3 separate regions of the Mus musculus genome follow, and regions 1 and 3 are each linked to region 2. Evidence: chromatin loops called from intact Hi-C (ENCODE). Cell type or tissue: heart. All regions are shown on one strand.

Region 1 (8,000 bases), 55 kb after region 2:
ACATAGGAGAAAGAGGCCAGCAGAGCCTGAATCCCCCCTTTTAAAGGCACCATCGGTAAGCTGAACACATTGCTTTGCTCACACCCTACTGACCAGAACTTTTAGTCCCTGGATTGCAGACCCCTAGCTGCAAGGGAGACTGGGAAATGTAGGGGTTTTTTGTTTTTATTTTACACCAAGAAGCCATGTATCCAGAAAAAGAAAAAAAAAACACTTTAAAAAAAATTTTTAAATACCCCCGTGTCTATGTGTGGGTATGTGCCCATGGATGTAGGTACCTAAGGAAGTCTGAGAGGTCAGAGCTCCTTGGCTGTGGAGTTATACAGGTGTTATGAGCCACCTGATATAGTTGCTAAGAGCCAAAGTCCAGTTCCTTGTAAGAGCAGTATGGGCCACTAAGTCATCTCTCTGGCTCCAGAAAAGACTTTCTGATCTATGAAAGAAAAGGTAACATTGTTATGGGGGTCAACTAGCAGCTGTGTCACAAGAGACCCCAAGTGTACAGCGAGGAGATTCTCACATGTGTCTGACAATGGGCGAGGCAAAGAATCTGGGAAGATTACATCAAGACACCTCCCTGGCCAGAGCGATGCCTGGCCCAGATCTGGTCCCAGGCTTTGACGGGAGCCTATAAGGAGTCCTTACAGACTTTCTAACCAAACCCGGTGACATAGGAGAGCATTTTCTTTCTAGTCATAACACCATGAGGATCTGACCCTGAACTGGTGACACGGTTATTTTTCTCTCTAGTTTGGGAGGGATGCACAGCCCATATGCAGAAGAAAGATAAAGCCAGCTCCTGAGACAGGTAAGGAAACGATGCAAAAGGTGCCCTAGCCAGCGGGTTGGCCTCAGCCTCCCATCTTTCTCCGTCCTTGCCCCACTTGAGGACTTACCCCAGACGCCTCTCCTCCCAAGCTGATTCAACTTGAATGTTGGCCCTTTTCAGCCCAGAGTCTTGCCTTAGTACTGAAAGTGGTATCCCCCCTGCCCCCCCCGCGCCCCCCCCCCGGAGGAATGAATGGATTTATGGGTAGAGAACACAGCTGACATTGTGGGTTTCCCCTAGCTCTCTTTTTTTTTTCTGCCCGCTTGCCCCACTACACCTTCAAGTTACCACAGAACACACCTCGCACGGTAGGCTGCTGGGCCTCTCCTTTTTCCCAGCGGGCCCTGCTTCCTGACAATCAGCCCCACCCTCAGGCTTGCTCCAGCAGGCCCAGCTGTGAGGAGGGGGCGAGGAGGGGCAGCCATCAACAAGGGCTGCATTCTGGGCCGCTGCTGCCTGTTATCAGCTAAGCCCGGGCTCTGACTCACCTGCCTCTGTTGGCAGCCTGTGGATGTGGGCGGTGTTTGATTTGCCTGGAGGCTTCCCTTTGCCAGGACCTGTGAGGGGAGTGGACGCTAAACAGAGGCCTATTGTTGCCTTCCCTCCAGAGTCTGGCTCTTTCCAGGACATCCCTGAGCTGTCTTTGGTTGTTCATCCTACTCCCTCTGGCCCCCAGCCCTCTGGCTTCTCCCCGAGTCCCCCTCACCAGCAGCCTGGGGTGGCAAAATAGGTGAAGGCAAGAGATCGATAACCATGGGGTGGACTCAGAAGGAAACATCTGAACCCATGACCTTTGGGCTCCCGCTCTCTTGAAGCCTCCAGAGTCCCCTCCACCTTTGGCAGACAGGTGGGGTACATACCACAATCTCTTTTCTCTCTTGCAGGGTGGGGTGGGGTGGGGTGAGGGTGGGGGTTGCTTTTTATTTTAACATGATCAGTGTGGTTCAACTTCTTGGGCCTATGGACTTTCTTCTTTGCTGTTCCGTTCTGGGTCTGCCACGGCTGCCTTAGAGGGCCTTTGGTGGTATGCTCTGTCTACCTGACCGGTCTTGGCTGACTGAGGTGAAGCCAAGGCTGCCCCCCATCTCCAGAAAGGAGCAAGCCAAGAGTCAGTAGATTAAAAAAGAACGATTCCAGCATCTCAGGTCTTTAAAGAGCATTTGGACATTTCCTCCTGGACGCCGTTCCCATCACTCCCTCCTGAGGAGAAGCCGGCTCTCCTCTACGCACCAGTCTCAAAAACAAGCAGACTTTCCTAGCCACACACCATGTTTCCAGTCCTAACACCACCCCTGCAGTGGATTCGTGGTCTCTTTTCTTAAGTAGATGTCCAGTGTGGCGATGGCTCAGACAGACATTTAGGGCCAACCTGATCATACACTGAGTCTTTTCTTTGCAAGTGCTCATGTGTGTGTGTGTATGCTTAAATTTCTTCAACAGGGCATCCAGACTGGCCTAGAACTCACTGTATTACCTTGAATTTCTGATCCTGCTGCCTTCACTTCCTGAATGCCAGAGTCACAGGTATGCACCACTAACCATATTCAGTCTCATGCAGAGCTGATAATCTAACCCATGCGCATGCGCATACTGGACAAGCGCTCTACCGACTGAGTCCTTGCTCCTAAGGCTAAGGAATCAAAAGCACAGCCCACCTGTGGTTTGGGCCAGCGGGATTACAAACGTTCAAAGAAAAGCTAATGACACGGGATGACAAGGTGATGGATGCCCTTGGGTACACAGAGCAAGGAGAAGAGACATGAGGGGACTGAGAAGAACAGAGGATTAGCGAGACAGGTCGGCTCACAGCCATGACCACCCGCTACCTGGGAGCAGGGGCCCATGGAAACACTGCCGTATGGCACAGAATCAGGTGGTCGATAACACCGCATCCCACCAAACCAATATTTGCTTACTGTCGGTTCCAATTCTAACTGTAAGGAAATGATTTCTGCCTGCGGAAACGAGGGCGTAGACAGAGAGGAGGGCGCCTGCTGACACCACTTCATCTCCTCTGTGAAGTTCAGCGGCTCCCCCAGCCACACAAACAAAACCTCCTTAGACCCCGCTGAAGCCCCTTGGAGATCACTGTTACAGTACTAACCGCTCCTTTCTGGAAGTGAGTTTATCTGGCCCTCCACGGAGTTCCTGGCCAGATTCTCTTCGTCATCTTACATGGCCAGTGGTCCACAATGCCTGACACTGACCACTGAGGATTCTGTCTCATTTAATCACCCTGTCCCCAAAAGTCAAGATCTCCAATCCCCCTGAAGAAACGGAGGCTGGGGACAGTAACTGCCCCCACTGAGCCACCATCAGAATTTAATTTCATCCATTTTGTTCCAAGTCTCCGAGTTTCACTCCCCTTGAACATCCATGAGGAGACGGGAAGACCATAGCGCAGGAAGTGGAACCTGCATGTGTGACATGAGGTCGCAAACCAAGTCAGAGACCCAGTGGCAGCAAGGAGAGAGGCTGGGTCCCTCCTCCTTACTAGAAAGCGGCGCAAGGGGGAAGACGGGAAGAGGAGACACTGGCGTGGGTTCCCCCGTAAGCGAAGCCTTGTCATAGACTGAGAGAAGTGTGGATGCAGCCAGGCCGGGGTGGGGGGGGCTTCTCTATGTAATAGACTACACATTAGGAGAGGCCACTGCTAGGGCAGGGTGAGCCTAAGTCTGGAAGAAGCCTGGAGACTTCTGCGTGTGGAATCTCTGCTTCTGCACTGGAGTGGAAGCTGCAGAAGATCACGTGGGCCCGGTGAAAGCAGCAACGTGGAGCCCGGGAGCTAACCCCGGTGGCCCCTCTCTTCCTCCCTCCACCATCCAGCTCTGCGCTGTTCAGTGTCACATACTCCGGGAGCTGTTCCAGACTCCACCAGCAGAGGTCTCCAGAGCAGAGGGCTAGAGGGCTTGGGGGTGGGGCGGGGCAGGCTGCACGTAGCTCTCCGCCCCTGTTCACAGGTGTCCACACGCATGGGTGGTCTTTACTCATGCACAGGTGTGTCTGTGCTTGTGCGTATCCTGGTGGGTGGGTATAAAATGAATGTATCTGTGTTTGTGGGCGGGAAGCTACAAACAAGTCCGTGATTGCTGGTCTGCGTTGAGGCATCCTCTTTGCACATGTGGACGCTGTTTGCAGCCCCGGAAAGTATGTGCGTGCAGAGTGTCGGTGTAACTTGCACGTGGGCCTGCATGCTTGAGCTTGTAAGCGGGGGGTGAGGGGGGGGGATAAGTAACATGATTAGGTGTGTTGTGCACACCTGTAATCATAGTACTCCAGAGGAAGTAACTCATGGTTTCAAGCCTGCCTGGGCTAGACCCTTCCTGAAATCGGAAAGAGAAGTGGGGCGGGGTGGGGTGGTGCATACTATTAACCCCAGCACTTGGGAGGCAGAGACAGGCAGATCTCTGAGTTTGAGGCCAAGGTTATATTGTGAGACTCCCTTACCAAAAAAAAGGGGGGGGGGCGATAATGGAAAGTGACAGGACACAGGACAAAGGATTCTGACATCTCAACTCAGCCGGAGTTTCTGTTAAAACCCCCATTCTGATCCCATTGGCAATCTGTGGGCCTTGTTCTCTGGGAGAGAAGGGCAAGCAAGAAGGTAGATGGCTACCCCACAGGTGGATGGCTTGCCCAGAGAGGACAGAGGGGTCCATCTGTCAGGCAAATCCAGGGCCAGGACACAGCTCTGCACCCACTACTGGAAGCCCAAGCTATGGGTAGCCACATCTCTGGCCTGTGTCAGGGTTTCACCGGGGCTGTTGAGACAGATCAGACTGGCGACTCTCAGTCTGTGGGTCTCAAGCGTGCCTGGCCCAAAAGAGTGAGGGGGACTCTGGGCCCCACAGCAGGAAGCTGTGTGAGTGTCCAGGGCTTCTATAACAAATTCCACACAGAGAGGCTTATAACATGACAAATGTCTCATCACAGCCCTGAGGCCAGCTCCCAAGAGCAGCATCCTTGGACACCACTGAAGAATCTGCAGGGCTGGGCATACTGAAGCAGCTCTGGGCATACTGAAGCAGCTCCCGTGGCTTCTCCAGGTCCTAGGGCAGCAGCCATGCTGTGTGTGTGCTTCTTTCTCCTGTCTTCAAGTCAGCCACCAGCAGCACCTTCAGACACTCCCCACTGCTCCCAAGAGCCCTCCCTGCAGCCTTCGCTTGCTGACCTCTCCTGAGAACCTTTGTGACAGCAGGGGGACCCCCCCCCCCACACGACATACACATACACACACATAATCTTGACAATATTCCTACTTCAGAGCCTTAATGTAATTACACCTGCAAAGCCCATTTTGCCTGTGAGGTGATGTGTGCGCAGGTTCTGGGGACTGGGATAGGGACATCTTTCAGGTGGAGTATATTATTCTGAGTATCTGAGTATCAAAGAGAATGGCTGACAGAGGGAACGACACCTTCTTCTTCTTCTTCTTCTTCTTCTTCTTCTTCTTCTTCTTCTTCTTCTTCTTCTTCCTCCTCCTCCTCCTCCTCCTCCTCCTCTTCCTCTTCTTCTTCCTCCTCCTCCTCCTCTTCTTCTTCCTCCTCCTCCTCCTCTTCTTCTTCCTCCTCCTCCTCCTCTTCCTCCTTTCTCCTTTTCTTCCTCCTCTTCCTCTTCTCCCTCCCCTTCCTCCTCTTCTTCCTCTTTCTCCTTCTTGGAGTTAATAGGCATGGAACCCAAGACCTGATACATGCCAGACAAGGGTTCAAACACCTAGTCTGTATTTTAAGATGGTCTCACTAAGTTGCCTAAACTAGTCTTGAAGTCACCATTGTAGCCCAGGCTGGCCTTGAATTTGCAATCCTCTTACCTCAGCCTCCTAATTAGCTGACTATTACAGGGTTATCCTAACAGGCATGGCTGGGAGTTAGAAGGGACTTTTCTTTTCTTTTTTTTTTTTTTTCGGGTTTTTTTTTTTTTTTTTTTTTTTAGTTTTTAAATTTTTAATTATGTGTCTGTGTGTCCGTCTGTGTGGGTGTAAGTACACATGAATGCAATTAACCACAGACACCAGAAGAGGGCAGCAGATCCCCTGGGCCTGGAGTTACATGTGGTTATGAGCCACCTGAAATGGGCTCTGGGAACTGAACTCAAGACCTCTGGCAAGGACCCACCGAGCCATCTCTCCAGCCCTGTGACATTCTTAATCCTCCCGTGTCTTGCCTGAACCCTCCCAAGCTGAGAACACTCCTTTGTTGAGGATTCTCTGACCTTGGCAATGCTGTCTAGGGAACCGAACTGTCCCACGCACTAGGAACCAGCTCTAACCAGTGAAGGGGCTCCCCTTTATCTTGCTGTCCAGCAGCCCAGGGCCAGAAACTCATTATTACTGGGTATTGACTCCTGGACCCCTCCCCTCTCTTCACCCTGGCCAGCCCACTCCATCCATGCTCCTTCTAGTCTTTTTTTTTTTTTTTTTTTTTTTTTTTTTTTAATCAGCCTTGGCCCCTCTGACCTGCTGTGCTAGACCACCTTTGGACTACGGGCCTGAAGCTGGCAGGCTACACCCTTCTTCACATGGTGAAACCCTACCCATGAGCTCCCCCATGGAAAGCCCAACCACATAACAGCGTGAGGAAGAAGGACATGCACAACAGCCTAGGTTGGCGCTGGGGGACCCCTGGCTTCCCAGATGCTTTTCAAAAAAGCATCTTCCAGCCCAGTCAGCGCCACATCTGGAAGCCGGCTGGAAATTCCAACCATGCTCCCCAGCTAGGAAATGTGTCAAATCCTCCCAGAGACTGCATGGAAGCAGGAAACACTGGAGAGGAGGGCCAACTCCACAGGACCCCTAGGAGCGTTGGAGAATTCCAGATGTCACCAGGAGTCCATAGTCCTTAGCCCTGCTCCCTGCCTGCCCCCAAGGAAATTAAAGAGGCCTGGAGAGAATGACAGAGCTTGTGTCTCCCGGGGACCCACGACTCCATGTGTGCGTGTGAGACACTGAGTTCTTGATACACACTGAGTTATTTTTTCCTGGAGAGAAAAATGTTGCCGTGCCTCTGGAGGGTCATCTGCCCAGAAGAATCTCTTGATGCGTGAAGAAGTCATGGTCTCTCTTCTCTCTGACACACGCACACATCTCCCAGAGGCCCCAGGGCATCCATTCCTGAGAGCTGGTCTCATTGAGAAGATCTGGCCCTGGCTCCTTCTGTAGCCCTCAGCAAGTGTAAATCTCCAGTGATCGCCATGGCCACAGATTAAATGGCTAGAAACAGCAAGCATTGGTTTCCCTCCAGTTCTGGAGGCTGGAAGTTCAATTTCAACATTACTGGCCTAAAGTCAGGCATCTACAGGCCAAGGCTCTGGGGGAAAGCCCACTTCCTTGTCTTTCTTAGTATCTAATAGATGCCTTGGCCTGTAACCCCTTCCCCCACCTTCACAGACCACCTCTCATCCCTTTGTCACATCACTGGCTCTAACTTATCCTCCATCCCTCTTATAAGCCACTTGTGATTAGATTGGACCTGCCTCAGCAGCAATCAACCCCTTAAAGTTCCTGTTGCTTTGAGGACAGCGCACGCATGGATCTTAAGGCTGAGGTCACTGTCCAGCCTTGTGCAGCAGAGGCCCCACCCTGGGCATCAGTTTCCCTCGTGTTTGCTTCAGGGCAGATCTTCCAACTCTGACACTAAGACAGAGGACCTCTTTCCTCCAGTTAAGTAGGCTTGGCCTCTCTGCTCTCTGTTCAGAGCGGTCTCTGAAGCTCACATTGCTTTCTTTCCATCACTACAAGAGAGACTTCTCTACCCTGCCTTCAGTACCAGGAAGTCATGCCCATGTAGAGATCGGTGCCTACACCCAAGTGACATCCGCCACCCACGGAGGAGAGGTTACTCTCCTCAGCCCCTTGTAGGTGAGGATCATAGCTTTAACTTTCTCTGGGGCTGGCCTCACATGCCCAGCTGTTGTTCGGGAAGAAAAATCCTGGAGAGGCGATGAAGACAGGTGTGTGGGAGAGGAAGAGACGGGTGTGGACGCTCCTCTCCTGACACTGTTCCCAGTGCTTTGGTGTCCTGGGGCTCAGCTACCCGCCTGGTCTCCTCAGCACTGTGCTGACACTCCCTAGAAGACCTTGGAAGCCTTGTGAGCTGTAAGACATCCAAAGGGCCGAGGGAGGTAGTGCTGTACTTTAAGCCTAGAAACACTAGGATTTGGAGGCCACGGCACA
Region 2 (8,000 bases):
CTCCCAGCATTCCCACCACGCTCCCAGCATTCCCACCACCTTCCTGGCACTCACCTCAGGCTGAATTCCTGCATACCTGCCTCTGTCCCTCTATGCTTTGGGCCACAGGATAAAATAATGGAGGTGTGACTGGACACATGGATAGAAACAATAATCCATTCTTTCGTATTTTACTGAGACCCCTAAGCTTCTGCATCCTGCCAGACTTAGTTATTTCTCCCTCAGCACTTTGAATCTATCACCAGGAATGGCCTCTGTGTCCGTACCCCAACCACATCCTCCCCAGCTACAACGTGGATCCCTACTGTCTTCCTTCCCTCCCTCCCCTGGAACACTCAGGATCCTCTCCTTTGAGCTCTTTACTCTTGGTGACTGAACTACTAATGTAGCATCAAGTTCACATTGATGAAAATGAGTAACATTGTGACATTGTCTATTATCTCGTACATTTATAAAGAATCATTTGACAAAATTACAATTTATAATTCTTCTAATTTTTATTGTCCATCCTAGAATGAATATGTGTGTGTGTGTGTGTGTGTGTGTGTGTGTGTGTGTGTGTCAGAGAGAGAGAGAGAGAGAGAGAGAGAGAGAGAGAGAGAGAGAGAGAGAGAATAGTTTTATAGATAGAGAAGAGCTAGAGAAAGCAGAAACAAGACAAAATGTAGATATTGGTAATCCTGCATCAGCATCCTGTTGCACTAAACCTCCAGCCCCAATATGCCCATGCAAAAACACACAACTACATAACTTTATAAGCTGCACGCCTAGATTGGGCAGATCTACCACTACACTACTCTATTCCTCAGCTATGAGATCCCTTGCTACTTGTGGCTTCTTAGGGCCATGAGGTTCTGCACCATCTTCCTTCCACCTCCTCTTCTTCCTTTCTCTCTTCCCCTACTCGCTAAAACAAACAGCACCAGGGCCGCCCACAACAGTGTCCCTCCTGCGGGCATAGAGCTGTGTATGAGCCTCACAGCTGAGACTGATGACTCCAAAGCTACACAAGAAGAAGGGGACAGTGAGATGGAGAAAGAGAGAATAAGTGGCTGGGCTTGGCCCGTCTGGGGTGGCTTTATTTTCCTCCTTTTTTTCCTTTTTTTTGGGGGGGGTGTCTTTATTTTCAAGAGTTAAGGCAGAGGAAAACTTAATTTTTATGCTAATAGTTTAGGAAATCTGACTACCATCATTGCTGGTTTCTTGAAATGTCAGACAACAGTTTTGGTCTCATTTTTAGTACAAGCAACTCCATTTGGGTTTGGTATGGTGTACTGGGGCCTAATGCTGTAGCAGAACATAAAATAAATCATATATATTTTTTTCTGTGTCCAGACACTTTACAAAACAAACAAAAAACAATAAAAACAGGGGTTTTCTGTGTAGCCTGACTGGCCTGGAACTTGCTCAGTAGACCAGGCTGGCCTCAAACTCAGAGATCCACCTGCCTCTGCTCCTGAGTGCCAGATTAAAGGTGTGAGCCACCACTACCTGGCTTATTTCCATCCTCCAACCCACTTTTAAATATAGAATCTTAATATGTAAACTTGGCTAGCCTTGAACTTGAGACAATCCTCCTACATCAGCCTCCGTAGCATCAGGATTACAGGTATGAATGAGGCACTGTGCACAGCTCACAAACACACTTTTTTTTTTTTTTTTTTGAGACATGGTCTCACTGTATAGACCAACCTGGCTTTGAACTCACAGAGATCTGCCTGCCTCTGATGCATGCGTGCTACCATACCTGGTCCCAGCTCTTTAAAGTAGTTCTACCCAGAGGAAGTTTAAAGTGAAACATGTATTTAAGGTAGAATTTTCCATTAGTCACGTTTTAAAAGTACAAATAAACCCAAGAAAACTTAATTTTAGCAGTATGCTTTTATTGAACTCAATATATAAAAATGTAACTTTAATATAGAATCATTATAAAAATTATTTTGCTTTTTGGCCAATCTTTTGATATCCTTTAAAAAAAATTCTTACCAGCAATGTAAATTTGACTGCTAAAATTTCACAGCAACCTCATCTGTGTTAGGCTTAATGACTTCTGTCACTTCCATGGGACCTTCCCTTTCACAGGCTCCTAAATGGAGCCGGACAAGCCAGGGCATTCTGGGAGTTAAGCAGCTCCCATGGCAGTGAGCTCACAGAGTCCTTGGTGAGGAGTTGACAAAGGACACTCAGTCCATTGTTTCCCTAGAGGCGCGCTCCCGGAACAGCAGCTGGGCTGGAAGAGCAGCAGTGCTCAAAGGGAGGGAGGCTGAGAAGCAGAGCAGGGAGAGCCCCCTCTTTCTGTAGAGTAGAAGTGGGCAGGGCACAGAAAGGGGAGACAGGTGGGTTTCTATGGGCTCCTTAAAGCGTTCAAGCAGACAGTTCTCCAGTGTCACAAGGTGGCCTGGCTTGCTTCTCAACGGCATTCCTCCTGAGCTGGAACAAGGTAATTGTTCCCAATACCAGATCTTCTGACCACCCAGCATAGGTGGATTCAGAGGCCCCAGGAATTCCTCCAGGAAGCCTACCCTTAACATGTCTTCTAAATCACATGCGGTCTAGGATCAATGGACACAAATCTGGGCTGAGCAGAGCTTGGGCAGAGGCCAGAAGGAGAGGGTACCCAACCTGAACAGAGGGGCGGGACAGTCGTTCCTTGCTGGCATAGACAGACTACAGAGACCCAAAGAAAGTCAGAGGTCAGCTTAGATCAACCCTTAGGTAGTTAAAAGAAGCAGACCAAACACAAAGTGTGTGTACGTGTATGTGTGTGTAGGATGGGGAGGATCCTGGTTGTCATGGTACTGGGGCCCCTGAGCCAGGCCATGAAGGCTGAGCTCAAGCAGGGGTAAGGCTTTGAGAGGAAACTGCAATTAAAAGACCAGCTGTCAAGAGGTCCCCACAACCAACAGTGAAGAGACCCTCAACTAGGACACGGGCACCCAAGCAACTTGACTGCAGAACCTGAAGATGCCATGGACTTCCTGTCCTTTCTGTTAGGGAAGTCAGGGCTGAAGCCCATGTAGCCCAAGGCCATCTTCTTATAGAGGAGAGACCAAAGCAGACTCAAAGTCGAGCTGGAACTAGGCTAGTCCCTCAGGCTTTCTCATTGGTTTTCCATCCCACGTGGTCCCCCATCCCACACATGGCCCCCCATCCCACGTGGTCTCCTTTCCTACGTGACCCCACATCCCATGTGGTCCTACATCTCACATGGTCCCCCATCCCACATGGCCCCACATCCCATGTGGTCCTACAGCTCATGTTCTCTCTTTCATCCTTTCTCAGGATTGAGCTCTTTTTTATGATTCCCTTTTCTGGTTAGGAAATATTTCCTGTGCATGGTTGATGTTAGACACATCAGAGCAAACTCCTAGAATGGTTGGCCAGGTGTCACCAGGTGTTGGCAGACTAGGGGCATAAAACAGGCAAAAGTCACAGGCTATAGGTCTTTGAGATGGCTACAGTCGGGTGGTGGCATTTGGAACATGGAATAGGATTCAAGTGACAGGGCTGACCCCCTGAGGGTGAGCCTCTTCCTGCTCACCCTGAGTTTGTATTCACAATACAAAACTCTGGCAACAGGTGGCAGTGCTACTCCGTCCTGAATCCAAGATGGCTTGCCAGGAGATGTTCTGAAATGCATTCATTCGTTCATTCGTCCCACGAGTATTTATTGAGTGTTTACAATGTGCTGGAGACATTTCTAGATCCTTGGGATACAATATTCAATGCAGGAAAGAACTGCCCTCTGGGAGCTTCCTCCTCAAGCAGGAAGACAGCGAGTAAAAGAGAAACACATCTGGTGTGTGGTGTGGTGAAAGAGAGAACAGAGCCTAGGGGAGAAAGCTGAGAGTGTGGAGTTAAATCCGAAGGCAGAGATGAGACGAGCGGCATTGAAGGAGGGGTGGGGCTGCTGCAGAGGCTGGAGAGGAAGGGACGGGTCGTCTGCAGGGATGGGGCTTACTGGAGTGTGGGTTTGTTACTCTATTCTGTACTTGTCTTGCTGCTGTGATAAAATGCCTCAGAAAAGGAACTTAAGGAAAAGGGGTCTACTCTGGTTCGTACGTAGCCTGAGGGTACCGTCAGAGTGTGTCAGGGAAGCCTGGCGGCAGGAGTCTGAGGTGGCTGATCTCACCGCATCCACAGTCAGGAAGCAAAGAGACAGCAGATGCTGCTGCAGCTCACCTTGCAGGCTCCTTTCCGTTCAATGTTTGACCTCAGTCCATGACATGGTACCACCCACTCTAGGGTGGACCTTCCCACCTAGTCAGCCTAATCTAGATAAACCCTCACAGGCAAGCGGAGGTTTGTTTTCCTTGGTGAATCCCAAACCAAGGAGTTACAGTCGAAGAACCGTCACAATTACACGTGTCGGATGAGGAAGACTCACAGTCAGAGAGGAACAGACACTGTCCAAAACGAGAAATCGAAATTTGGAGGGCGCTTTGTCTCACCTGTCCTGTCCTGATGTCCCATTCGGTCCTGGGACTACGTCCCCTCAATGCGGCAGATCCACAGGCTCAAATCCTGCCTGCTTTCCTTTCTAGGCACGTTTTGTGACCAACCTTTAGTTATTGTGTGTAGTTATTGAGGTCCTGAGAGTAAAATATTGTTCAGGATGTATATCAACCCCACCTCCACCCTGCCCATTATCTATGAAACTTGAGAAGGTATGGATCTCAGGAGTTCTAGCAAACAAGGAAGTCCCAAAACAGAGGGTAGCTGGTGCCCGACGATAACCTTAGAGGAGAATGAGTGACTGTCTTAGTCTGTAACAGAATGCCGCAGGCGGGTGGTTTATCATGAAAGGAGAGTTACTTCTCACAATTCAGGAGACTGACACTGAGGTATCCAAGAGACCTTCTTGCTACATCATAGCATTGTTGGGATATATATATATATATATATGAATGAATGAATATGGCAGAGACAGAGGGAGAGAGACAGAACAAACTTTTATTTTATAACAAATCCATTTCAGAGGGAACTAGTCTATCTACTCTCTCAACAATGGCATTAATCCACTCATAACAATAGGGATCTTGACCTGTTCACATCTTAAAGGTCCTGCTTCCTGTCCCTTCCCAGCAGTAGCTACATTTCAGTAAATGTCACATCGGGGAGAGAACATTGAAACACTGGCAGATGGAGCACTGTGAGGATGGAAGCAGTGTGTGTGTGTGTGTGTGTGTAGCCACTTTCCCTGCCCAGAGCGCTTGTTATTAGAGACCTTCTCTTTTGTGAAGCTATTTGCTTGGCTTTTGAGACAAGTGCCCACTATGTAGCCCTCACTGGCTTTGACCTTGCAGCCCTGCTTTGAGCTTTCCTGTTCAGGTAGCCTGAGAACATGTTCCCTTTACCCGCAGATTGGTTCTGAGACAAAGATACATTACAGGTAAAGTCATGCTTATGACTCAACCTGCAGGTGCCAAAGAATCTCTTTCTCCAAGGCTCAGGGCAAAAAAGTCTAAAAGACCAGGGCAGCACAGAGGTTCTGGAACCAATGCCCAAAGCCCAAGAAGGAGATGCTGGCAAGATGATGCTAACTTGTAGGGGAAAAAGACCAAACAAGCAAAGAAAATCACACTCTCCTGCATCATTCAGATCTTATGCGACTTCAGGCCTGGGCTTAGCTAGCTCTGTGACAAAGGCCAAAAGATGATCCTTCCATGGTGACCCACCTTAAGTGTATGTCTTTTGGAACCGAGTTCTGAACAATGAGTGATGCTTGAACTAAAATACAATGGAGTAAAATTGTGAGCCAGTGAGACCCTAGTTTAGTGCCCCATCCTCTAAGCACACTGTCTGCTGGGTAGAGCTGACTTCAAGGTAACTGTACAAAACAGCTCAGTGAAAGGCTAGCTCACATTAGTGCCCTTTCTCAAGGCTGGATCTTATCAGAGAGGAGGCGGAAGCAAAGTTTCCTTCGGCCTTCTTGGCTTTTGAGTTCTTGAGGTTTGAACTTTCCTTATCACGAAGAGAGAAGGAAGTCTTTGGTCCGTGTTTCCGGCTGAATGGAGAAGTTGTCAGGCCTATGTGACTTGGGAGGTGGGAACCATTGGTGGGTGAGCAGGTGCCTTTGGATAGGGCCATGGGAGAGGCATGGCCTTCAGGGCTCTGAGACCTTTGGGACTGTACAGAAGCACTGGAGAGTCTGAGCTAAAGGACCAGGTTCTGTCTCCACAGACTTCGAGCGGGACAGATCCTCCACAGTAGTTTGGGCTGCCCTGGGCCCTTGAGAGATGTGCTTGGGTACCAAGGCTCAGGAACCTTGGAGAAAGTCCCCAGTTCACATCTGCCTTGAAGTGCCTCAGATCCCTGTGTGTAATCACTAGGAACGACTGCTGATTGACGACCAAGTCCCCATTGTCTTTTTCCATCTGTTGCTAAGCCCTGCTGCCATCTTTAATCTTTGCCAGAAACTTTCCATCATTTTGATAAATAGGGGTTTTAGCTAGACAATTTGGAGATTTTAAGAACATTTTATAAAGTTGGAGCGACAGAGACAGAGAGAAGATGGCATGCATGCAAGTAGAGAACTGAGGACAACTTTTGAGACAGTCTGTCCAGCCCTCTTCCATCTTTAAAACTGAGCAGGATACTCCAGATTAGCTGGCTCCGAGCTTCTCGCCGATGACTCCTGCCTCTGTCTCTGTATCTCTCTCTGTCTGTGTCTCTGTTTCTCTCTCTACATCTGTCTTTCTGTTTTGTCTGTCTGTCTGTCTGTCTGTCTGTCTGTCTCTGCACTCACGTATGCGCACCCCCCACCCAGTAGAGCTGGCATTACATATTTAATCCATAGCCCCCTATTTTTTACAAGGGTTCTGGGGATTGTACTCAGGTTGCCTGGCCTGTGGACAAGTGCTTCTACTTGCTGAGTCATCTCCCTGGCCCACCACACTTTTTGAATGCTAAACTTTCTGACTTAATTTGTAATATATTTAATTTCTTCTTAATAGGAACTATGGAGTGAAGTTTCTGGGCTCCGTGAGTCCGGAGAAGAGGACCCAGTCATTTCAGGAGAAGTAAATGCTATTTTTTCTCTCTGTGGGTTTTTGCTGTAGGGTCTCTCCTGGCATTGGGATAGATTAAATGGAGTGTTGGAAATCTTGCTTCCTGCAGTTTATTGTTTACATTATTTATTTGTTTTGTTTTGCTTGGGTGTTTTGTTGAGGTGAGATCTTGAGGGTCTTGATAGAAAGTGGATTCCAGCCTTTGTTTCCGGCTTCCCATGAGTGACATTCACCATGTAAGGCCATAGCCAACTTCAGTCCGGGTGAGCAATCGAAAGCACTGACTTTTGAGCCAAAGTCCCAGGCTCTCCTGATCCTTCTAGCTCATCTTCTTAGAGGAAGAGAGCGGTGCACTCCTTAACCAGGACTCGGATTGGTGCCATCATGTCCACACCCGAACCAACCACCTGCCCAATGTCCAACCTAGACCATGTCATTTAATCCCCTCTCCAGCCTCAAGGGGCAACTGTCATCCACGTTGAGCATCTGACACGGGGACAGAGTGATTTACTGTCCAAAATTGTGGTGAATGATGTCATTGACGTTAGCGTTGTGGGAGAACTTACTATCCCAAGCAATGCTGAGCGTGAGCACGGATAAGACAGAAGACAGCCATGGGTCGGGGTGGGACCATCTGGAACACCAGGAGAGGAGCAGGGAGCCACTGCAAGATTCTCAGTATGGGGGAGAGAGAGTATGGGGGAGAGAGAGAAAGGTGTCCTCCCGCCTTTGGGGGGTCAGGGGCCGTTGGCCAGAAAACATGGAGGCAGACTGGCAGGTGAACAATAAGGAACAGAGTCTTCCAGCCGGGACTTCCTGTGGCCGCACAGAAAACCCTCAGGAAGGAAGGAAAGGCTGTGGCACAGACTCAGCCTGAACCATAAGGACCTTAATTTAGATCACACATCCCGGAAGACGCTAGGAAACTGCTAACGATTATCTCTCGCCCTGCAAGGCTCTGTCTTATGGTGGCCCATCCAGCTAGTTTCT
Region 3 (8,000 bases), 140 kb after region 2:
ATGGCGGGTAAGGGTGCTTGCCACACAGCCTGGTACCCCAAGTTGGAACCTGTCACCTTCCTAAAGCTGGATGAGGCGGCTCAAGTCTGAGATCTCAGCGCTCCTCTGATGACATGGGAAACAGAGATAGAGACTCACCTGAAAGTTGGTGGGCCCTTGCCCTAGAGACTAAAAAGCAGGAGGAGAAACAAGATGGATGGGGGTGAGAACTGATTCCCAACAGATGTCCGCTGGCTCACTGGGCAAAGGTGCCTGCCACCAATCCTGATGACCTGAGTTCAATTCCTGGAGCCCATATGATGGAAGGAAAGAACCAAGCCCCTCAAACTGTCCACTAATCTCTACAGAGTGTTATGTGTACACACACACATACACAAAACACACTGAGAAACACACACTCAAAGTCACAAACACACACATACACACACTAAATTAAAAATAAATAAACTGTAAAGTATTCATCAAGAAACCCCTCAGGGGAAAGGGGCTGAAGAGATGGCTCAGTGGGTAAGAGCACTGGCTGCTCTTGCAAAGGACATGGGTTCAATTCCCAGCACCCACAGGGCAGCTCACAAAAGCATGCCATGCCAATCTCAGGGCATTCCGTGCTATCTAGGTTCTACAGGCGCTGCCTATGTGTAGTATATAGACGTGCATGCTGGTCAAACCCCCACACATACAAAATTAAAATAAAGATGAAAACCTTTTAAAAGAAACTCTCCACTCCTCTCAGGGCTGCCTCCCTGGCTGGAGCTCTGTGTCTTATTCTCCTTGGTTGCTTTGGCAGTCCTGATTTGGTTCTACATGTTTGAAACCTTCCTCAGAGAAGGACCCACAGTTCTCCCCAGATCCTAGAGGTACACGGAGGTCAAATTCTAGGTTTGTGTGGTCAGTCTACAAAACCACACCCAGCCCCCCACCCCTGAAAGTGACCTCTGCTTGCTTTGCATTTCTGATGTTCTCAAGATGGAGGACAAGCCTTGAGAGCCGAGAACTGTTATGTAACGCTGCCCTCGAAGTTGACAGTATGGCTCAGTATTTGCAAACCAGGCTGGTCTGCTTCCAGAGCCTCCTGGAGCTACCCTGACCACTGCTTGGGTTCATGGGGTTAGATTATGTGAGCCTACCAGGCACTCGCTGTGAGCCTCGGGGTGAGTCACGTCCAGTCTGAGCCCCAGGAGACACAGTCAACAAGTACAAACTGACTGGAGTGATCTGAGTAGGCTGGCTGGCTTTCCACTTCTCCATCAGCTCTTACCTCACTTAGGTGTGGAGGAGGAAGCTGCGAGGAAGGATGCCTGGACTAAGCAGAAACAAAGGGGCCCACTTGTTTAGATTTGTAGCAAATAATAACTAACTTTTTAACATAAATACCTCCCAAGTAATATTCAAGACATGTCTGAAAAAAATTGTGTGCTGTCTGTCAGAAGCCTACTCCTTAGGGGCTGCTCCGGGCCAAAACCCCACAGAGCCAGGAAAGCATAGAAAATAACTAAGTACAGCTGAACTCAAAAACATCGACAGTGCCAAGTGTTGACACAGATGTAGAGTAACTGGAATGCAGATACACTCACTTCCCATGTGCTGTGAGAAGGATGGAATATAGATGCTTGAGAAAGGAAGCCAGCTGCTTTCTCTTAAAACTAAATGCCAGCCAGGGGTAGAGGAACACCTTTAATCCCAGCAGCATTCAAGGCTAGCCTGGTCTACAGAGTGAATTTCACAACAGCTAGGGCTACAACCAGAGAAACCCAGTCTTGAAAAACAAAGCAAAACAAAAATAATAAACAAGAAAGAAAGAGAGAGAGAGAGAGAGTAAAGGATGCTTCTCACACCAGCAGAGCCTCTAAGCCCACTGCTCCTTGGGGGCAGGCCTGTGTGACCTCCATGGCCTCCTTCATAGCTGGCATGCCCACAAGACCTACAACTCTGTCAGAAAGGATGCAATAGCCAGTCCCTCAGCCACACACTGCACATGCGGAGAGACACCCTCACTGAGGGAAGTGAGGCCATCAGATTGTGAGACGCACGCACCAAACCATCCACGAAGAGTGAGATCCAGGCCCACAGGCCCACACGAACACCCACGATGAGACTGCCCACAGCCCCACCTGGTTACACACTTGTCCCACACACACAAGCTCAAACAGGTCACGAACCACAGTCACCCACCTGCACACACTGACACACACAGTCCCTTAAGGTGACAGGAACCCAGCCAACCCTAGCTGTAGCCCCAGATATGCCACACCTGCCGTTTTTATCCTGAACCCAAGTGCCTAAAACGTTCCTGGGGCCCATCTCTCTCAACTGCCACACCTCAGGGCTCCTCCCAGAGAGAGAGCCTTGCTTTCACTCTAAGCTAAAGCGATACAGGCCACCTTAAAACTTCATGCCAGCCACTGAAAAGGCCACTGTGAAGATTACAACGCTAGATTTATAATATTATAGCCACGTTTGGCAGCATGTCGTGAGCACCAACTACACACACACAGACACACACACAGATACACACACACACGCACACAGACACACACACAGATACACACACACACGCACACATACACACACAGATACACACATGCACACATACACACAGATACACACATACACACAGATACACACACACGCACACACACATACACACACAGATACGCACATGCACACATACACACAGATACACACACACACGCACACATACACACACAGATACACACATGCACACATACACACAGATACACACATACACACAGATACACACACACGCACACACACATACACACACAGATACGCACATGCACACATACACACAGATACACACACGCACGCACACATACACACACAGACACAGGCACACCTCTAGTACCTTCCCTCCAACTCTCCCAACAACCTAGAGCACAGGAAGTGTCAGTAAACCCATTTACGGATGAGCAAGCCAAAGCTTTAGGGGAATTAAAGTTCTTGTTTCCTATATATTGCAGCATCTGGTTCCAGGACTGGTCCCAGAACATTCCCTGCCCCACAATGCCATGGGATAAGATCCAAGGATATTGGGCCTGTTCCCATGTCTCACATACGTGTACTCTCCTGGCCCTCAGGAGATGCCGTGGGGCCTCGCTGTGGAGAATGTGAGAGCAGGGAAGCTTGGCTTCCTGTTCTCCTCAAAGCCCCATCCTTTGCTTAGTCAGGTTTGGGCCCTTTGAAAGGAAAAACAGGCTAGAGCCTTCACAGGGAAGTGCCCCTGCTCTCCATGGCTTGAAAAGGAAAGAGAGTCCCTCCCTGCCCCTCCTTAGGAGCACCGCCCTCAGGAGGGAGCCAGGCCCCTACAGAGTTCTCCACAGGCGACAGGGGGTCACCAAGAACCCCGGACAGCCCAAGCCCACCTAGAATTATGCAGAGGAGAGCTGTGTCACGATGACTAGCCTCTGGGACATTCCTAACCCCCAGCTAACGGGGATGCCTTCCTTGGCCTCCAGCGCTGCACTGGGGCCTGGCCAACAGCTGTTCCTGGCTGAAGGCTCTGCTCTGTCCCACCCACCCAGTCAGTTCCTAGGAGATGTGCAAGCAGCTTTGATGTGCTCGTCAAAGCGGTCCTGTTCTGACAGCTGTTTCCCAGGAGGGCAGTTATTGCCACAACCACCTCCCACATCTGGCTATGGGAAGAGTGCCCCACCCATCAGCAGACAGAAATGCTGAGCACACAGGAACAGCTGAGGACCTCAGTCCATTGGGACTGAAAGGGGTCACTCCATCCCCATTTATAGGCACTCTCTGCTCCCAAGGGCTGGCCACACTACCCTAAGGACTCTAATTCAGGTCTGGACCCTCCTCCTTGGCTCAGGCCCACCTCCACTTGCACAAGCCACATTCAGACCAGAAAAGTGTTTCAGGGCACCCAAAACTATGGAGGACAGAGAAGGAACAGTTACAGTTGATTCAAACCTTGCTCTGTCAATCCTCCCAGGGAGTGCTGATGTCTCCGGTGGGACCCACTGACCCTGGTCACTATAATAAAAATACCAGATCTGAATTTATTTCAATCAGTGTTCATAACCTGGGCACTATTCTTTGTGCCTTGTAGGACAATGACTGTATCTCTGACACTTATTCTAAGATACCATTAGCATCCAGGCCCCACCCACACACCCAGACATTATCAATGGACATTGCCAATGTGCCCCAGGGGCAAGACCACACCCACATGGTTACAGCTGATCTTAAAATCACTTTAGTTGCAGCACTTGTGAGGCTGAGACTAGAGACCAGTAAGTTCAAGACTAGCCTGGGCTACATAGTGAATGTGAGGCCAGCCTGGGCTATGTGAGACCCTGTCTAAAACAAAGTTAACAGGCATGTTCTGTCCCCCTAGACCTTCCCAGAGCTCCAGGAAAAGAGGCAGCACAAAGTCTTCCACCTAGTGGTCCGAGCTTCTAAAGATGGGATCAAATAACACTTGCACAAGACAATGAAATATATGTGAGAAGTCCTGCAAAAAGCTTGGAGCCAGAGAAAATCCCTGAAGCCTGGGGCCATCTAGGAAGGCTTCCTGGAGGAGGGGGAATTTTGTGTTTGGCTAGATACAAGCAGCTTGGGAAGACCACAGTGTAGGGAAGTCTCACCAGCAGTAAAAGAGCTCAAGGTGGGGCTGAGGCTGAGTTTGCTGACTTTCCCAGTGGGTAAAGCCACCAATGTGGAGCAAGGGTCTGACAGAGATATGCAGGCAGGGCTGAAGACCGCCCTACCTTCTTCTGCTTCTGCCTTCTGCAGATCTGATGAGGGTCAGGCTCAGGGTACATAGGTAGGGCTCCTCATTCCTCAAACCTGCCCTTATGTGATATCCCCCACCAGTCCATGTGGGCTTGGACTGGCAGACTTCAAAGACTCAGGAGCCTACTAAACTTTATCCTGGGAATCCCGGCTGGCTCCCCAACTCCACCCCCAGCCTGGACTTCATGCTGCCTAGACTTTCTGGGGGGCACTTTTGATTTAAAATGGGTGTACAGAGGGCAAGACCCCATCTGTGAAGGAATGTGGGGTTCGGGCTGCCCACAGGGAGCTTCTGAGAGAGCCTGCCAGCAGGGGGCGCTGTGAACTCAGTCACACGGCCCAGGCTTGGGGAGGGAGGAGGCCGCCACATGGTGAGGCCTACAGACTCTGAGCCTAGTTCCACCCCAGGGAGCTTGCCTGCCCGCGCTCAGCAGGGTGTGCACCTTCCCAGGCTCACCCACCCACCCTTCCCCCTCCTCTGAGGAAGGAGAAGGGACTATGCTGACCACTTGGCAGACGATGAGACCAAGGTCAGAGAATGCAAAAGAACTACCGGGGACTCAACAGCCTGCAGCAGACGCAGGTTGACTTTCATGCCAGTGTGTCAGCCCCATGTGGTTGGGGCAACCTTTGGGCCTTGTTGGCAAGTCTACCCTGTCCCCAGGCTGACACTGCATGGTGCAGAGGCTAGCGTGGTCAACCCCACGTTCATGAGAGGAAGGGCTGGCCAGGGGAAAGAGGTACATGTTCAGACTTAAGTGCCATTTCCACTGGCACCCGGCTTGCTGGTGCCCATCAGTACCCAGGTCCGACTGGAGAGGAAGGCAGGAGCTGCCAGGAAAACAGGGCACCACACACCTGAGGAAGGGACACCAGAACTGTGGGTTCCACCGGCAGCTCTCAGGAAAAACTGGAAACACGCACCAGTTTTTCTTTATAAGTTTTTCTTTATTCAAGAGGCTAAGGCAGGGGAAATTCTGAGCTCCAGGAGTGCTTGGGCAATTTAGTGAGAAGTCTTCCCAAGATAACAGTAGAATAAAATGCATTTTTAAGAGGTACTAGGCATGGTATTATACACCTATAGTCCTGTAAAATAAAATTAATGTTTGGTTTTTTTGTTTCTTAAGAGAGGGGAAAGAATTCAAAAGACAGGCAGCCCCAGGGTGTGCTCTTACCAACAAAGACAATCAGGGTTGAGTAGGATTAGAACCAGGTCTGCAGCCAAGGAAGGGGCACAGGAGAGCTGGCTAGGCTATGTTCTAGAACTTGGAGGTCTTAGGCAGACCACAGGCGGGAGTTTAGTAGTGGTGACCAAGTCTGAAGAGGTGAGGTGTGCCTCTTGGTTGACGAGAATTCAGCTCAGGGCAGAAGGGTACTTAAGAGCTTGGGGGCCTAGTCAGCTGGCCCTAACCCAACTAAGGAGTAGTCTCCTCTCTGAAACTCTCCTACTGACCTCTTCCCATGCCTTCTCAACCTCTCTATTATCACCACAATGCTTGCCTAGCACTGGCTGTGTGTGACAACAGAGCACTGAAGTCAGGGATGCTGCAGGAGAGACAGGAGGCAGAGGCGGACTGCGTGCTGGGCAGAGCTGCTGGCTCCTAGGGCCGGCTCCAGTGCACCCGGCGGCTCTGGGGCTCTGCTCTTCAGCTGATGGTGAAGACGATATGACCTTAGTGGTGGGCTCTCTTGCTTTTGTGGTTTCCTTTTCCACCTAAGGAACAATTTCTTTTGTTCCGGATAACTGAAGGGAAAGTGGATGCTGTTTAAAAGTCTAAACTTGAGGTGCTGTCTCATGGGGTCCCCTCGGTGGGCAGACATTTCTCCCTGCCCCTCCACTCACATTCCCCCTGACTCCTTGACCTGCCAAGCTCAGGTAGCCTCCTGGCACGAGGTGGAGATGGGGGGGGGGGGGGTGTGCCTCATATGATGCTCTCTCAGCCATCTCTTGCTATCCAGCTCCACTGGATAGAGAAGACGGGTGGGGACCCGCCCGGGGACCACCCTTCCATCCTGCCTCTGCTATGAAGTCCTGTGTGTGCATGGTCACTGCTCTGCTCATCCTCTGGTCCTTATATGGCAACATCCACAGGTTACCTTTGAGAACAAGGACAAGAAGGCAACAGATACAGGGTTGACCCTCAGCCCCCAAGAAGCTGCCATGCCACAGTCTGAGCCTAGGTGAGCTAAGAGACCCAACGACCCCATCCCAGAAGCTCTAGGGACACCAGGCCAACAACAGGCAGAAGTTGGGGAACCCAGGCCCAGGCCACAATGTGTGGGATTCAGGGCTTCCATCCAAGAATGCAATTTGGCATCCTTCCTAGGAGATATTCGGCTGAGAAAGGAGAGGGGGTAACTATGGCACATGGTAGAAAAGAGCCTTCTATGTTTAATCCCTATTGGTAGGCAGGGACCTGCACAGCAAAACCAGGGCTGGGCTGAGCCTCCACGAGGACCTCTTAGGGCCCCTGTGGAGATGCCCTGGTGGTCTTACAGGCCAGCTTGCCCAGGATATGCCAGGGCATTTAGGCTATGGTTCAGTGCCGAGAAGGAGAAGGCAGAGGTGGGTGATGTCACCCAGGATGAAGCAAGCGAGGCTACTGATAACATCGCCAGTCGGGCTCACTGTGGGCAAGGTGACTCATCCAGACAGCCAAAGCCACCAGGACATTGTTGTTGTGCCCAGCCGGTAGGACTGGGAGGAGTGGTGCAGCTGGAACAGGTCCCCACTGAGGCCTCAGTTTGAGACCTCAGAACACCATGTCCCCAACCTCCATTACCCCACCAGCTCAGGAAATAGCCCTCCCCGTGGCGGTTACCATTATCTTGGTCCCCAGCATTTGGTGGGTGTCTGTGGGGTGTGTCGGGTGATTTCCCTACCCGTCCACTGAGCACAGCAGGTACCAGAGATTCTAACAGCACACCAGTTGCTCCCCCCCACCCCCTCGGACAACTGTCTTTGGAGACAACACCGGATGGCAAACTGCTAACCATAACCACGTGGCACCCTCACAGAGGGTACAGCCTGTTCTCCTACTGAAGACACCTTTGAGCCTGCCCCTAACCCATGCATTTTTTTTTCCACCTCAGAGCCTGCTGAGGCCAAGGTTGTTCTTCCCCATCTGTGGGGAGTACCACAGACTGTTGTCCATGTGGAAAACTGAACAACTGCAGAAGGTACCGTTGAGCTTTGAGGTCTCATGACTATACGTGGTGGCCCCTGTTCCTTC

The links. A loop is a pair of places that touch in the nucleus more often than their neighbours do. Peaks named below come from ENCODE experiments on the same cell type or tissue, not always from the same donor. Only the 100,000 strongest peaks of a DNase experiment are listed, where the experiment ranks them.
Region 1: it touches region 2 in a loop (4-fold over the local background); 5 of 42 quality-filtered maps call a loop at or near these places.
Region 3: a loop joins it to region 2, with 7 times the contacts of the local background. A loop is called at or near these places in 6 of 42 quality-filtered maps.

The regions. Positions count from the first base shown.
Region 1 is chr17:84,025,034-84,033,033 of GRCm38, forward strand. The region is part of intron 4 of Gm35551 (a long non-coding RNA gene); the gene reads right to left. Among named protein-coding and RNA genes, the nearest start is that of 8430430B14Rik, 30 kb to the left of the region's middle. In heart, CTCF peaks have their summits at 3,703 (motif pointing right) and 5,844 (motif pointing right); DNase peaks (open chromatin) are centred at 1,268, 3,358, 3,708 and 6,588; H3K4me3 peaks cover 678 bases; H3K27ac peaks cover 3,574 bases.
Region 2 is chr17:83,970,013-83,978,012 of GRCm38, forward strand. It overlaps Gm35457 (a long non-coding RNA gene), which reads left to right. Exons shown (of 3, transcript XR_385836.2): 3 at 1-452. Among named protein-coding and RNA genes, the nearest start is that of Gm35457, 10 kb to the left of the region's middle. In heart, CTCF peaks have their summits at 2,198 and 3,580; DNase peaks (open chromatin) are centred at 2,199, 2,539, 3,609, 7,849 and 2 weaker places; H3K4me3 peaks cover 358 bases; H3K27ac peaks cover 2,337 bases.
Region 3 is chr17:84,109,027-84,117,026 of GRCm38, forward strand. No RefSeq gene overlaps it. Among named protein-coding and RNA genes, the nearest start is that of Gm35551, 29 kb to the left of the region's middle. In heart, a CTCF peak has its summit at 5,077 (motif pointing right); DNase peaks (open chromatin) are centred at 1,165, 1,465, 3,595, 5,105 and 3 weaker places; H3K27ac peaks cover 3,748 bases.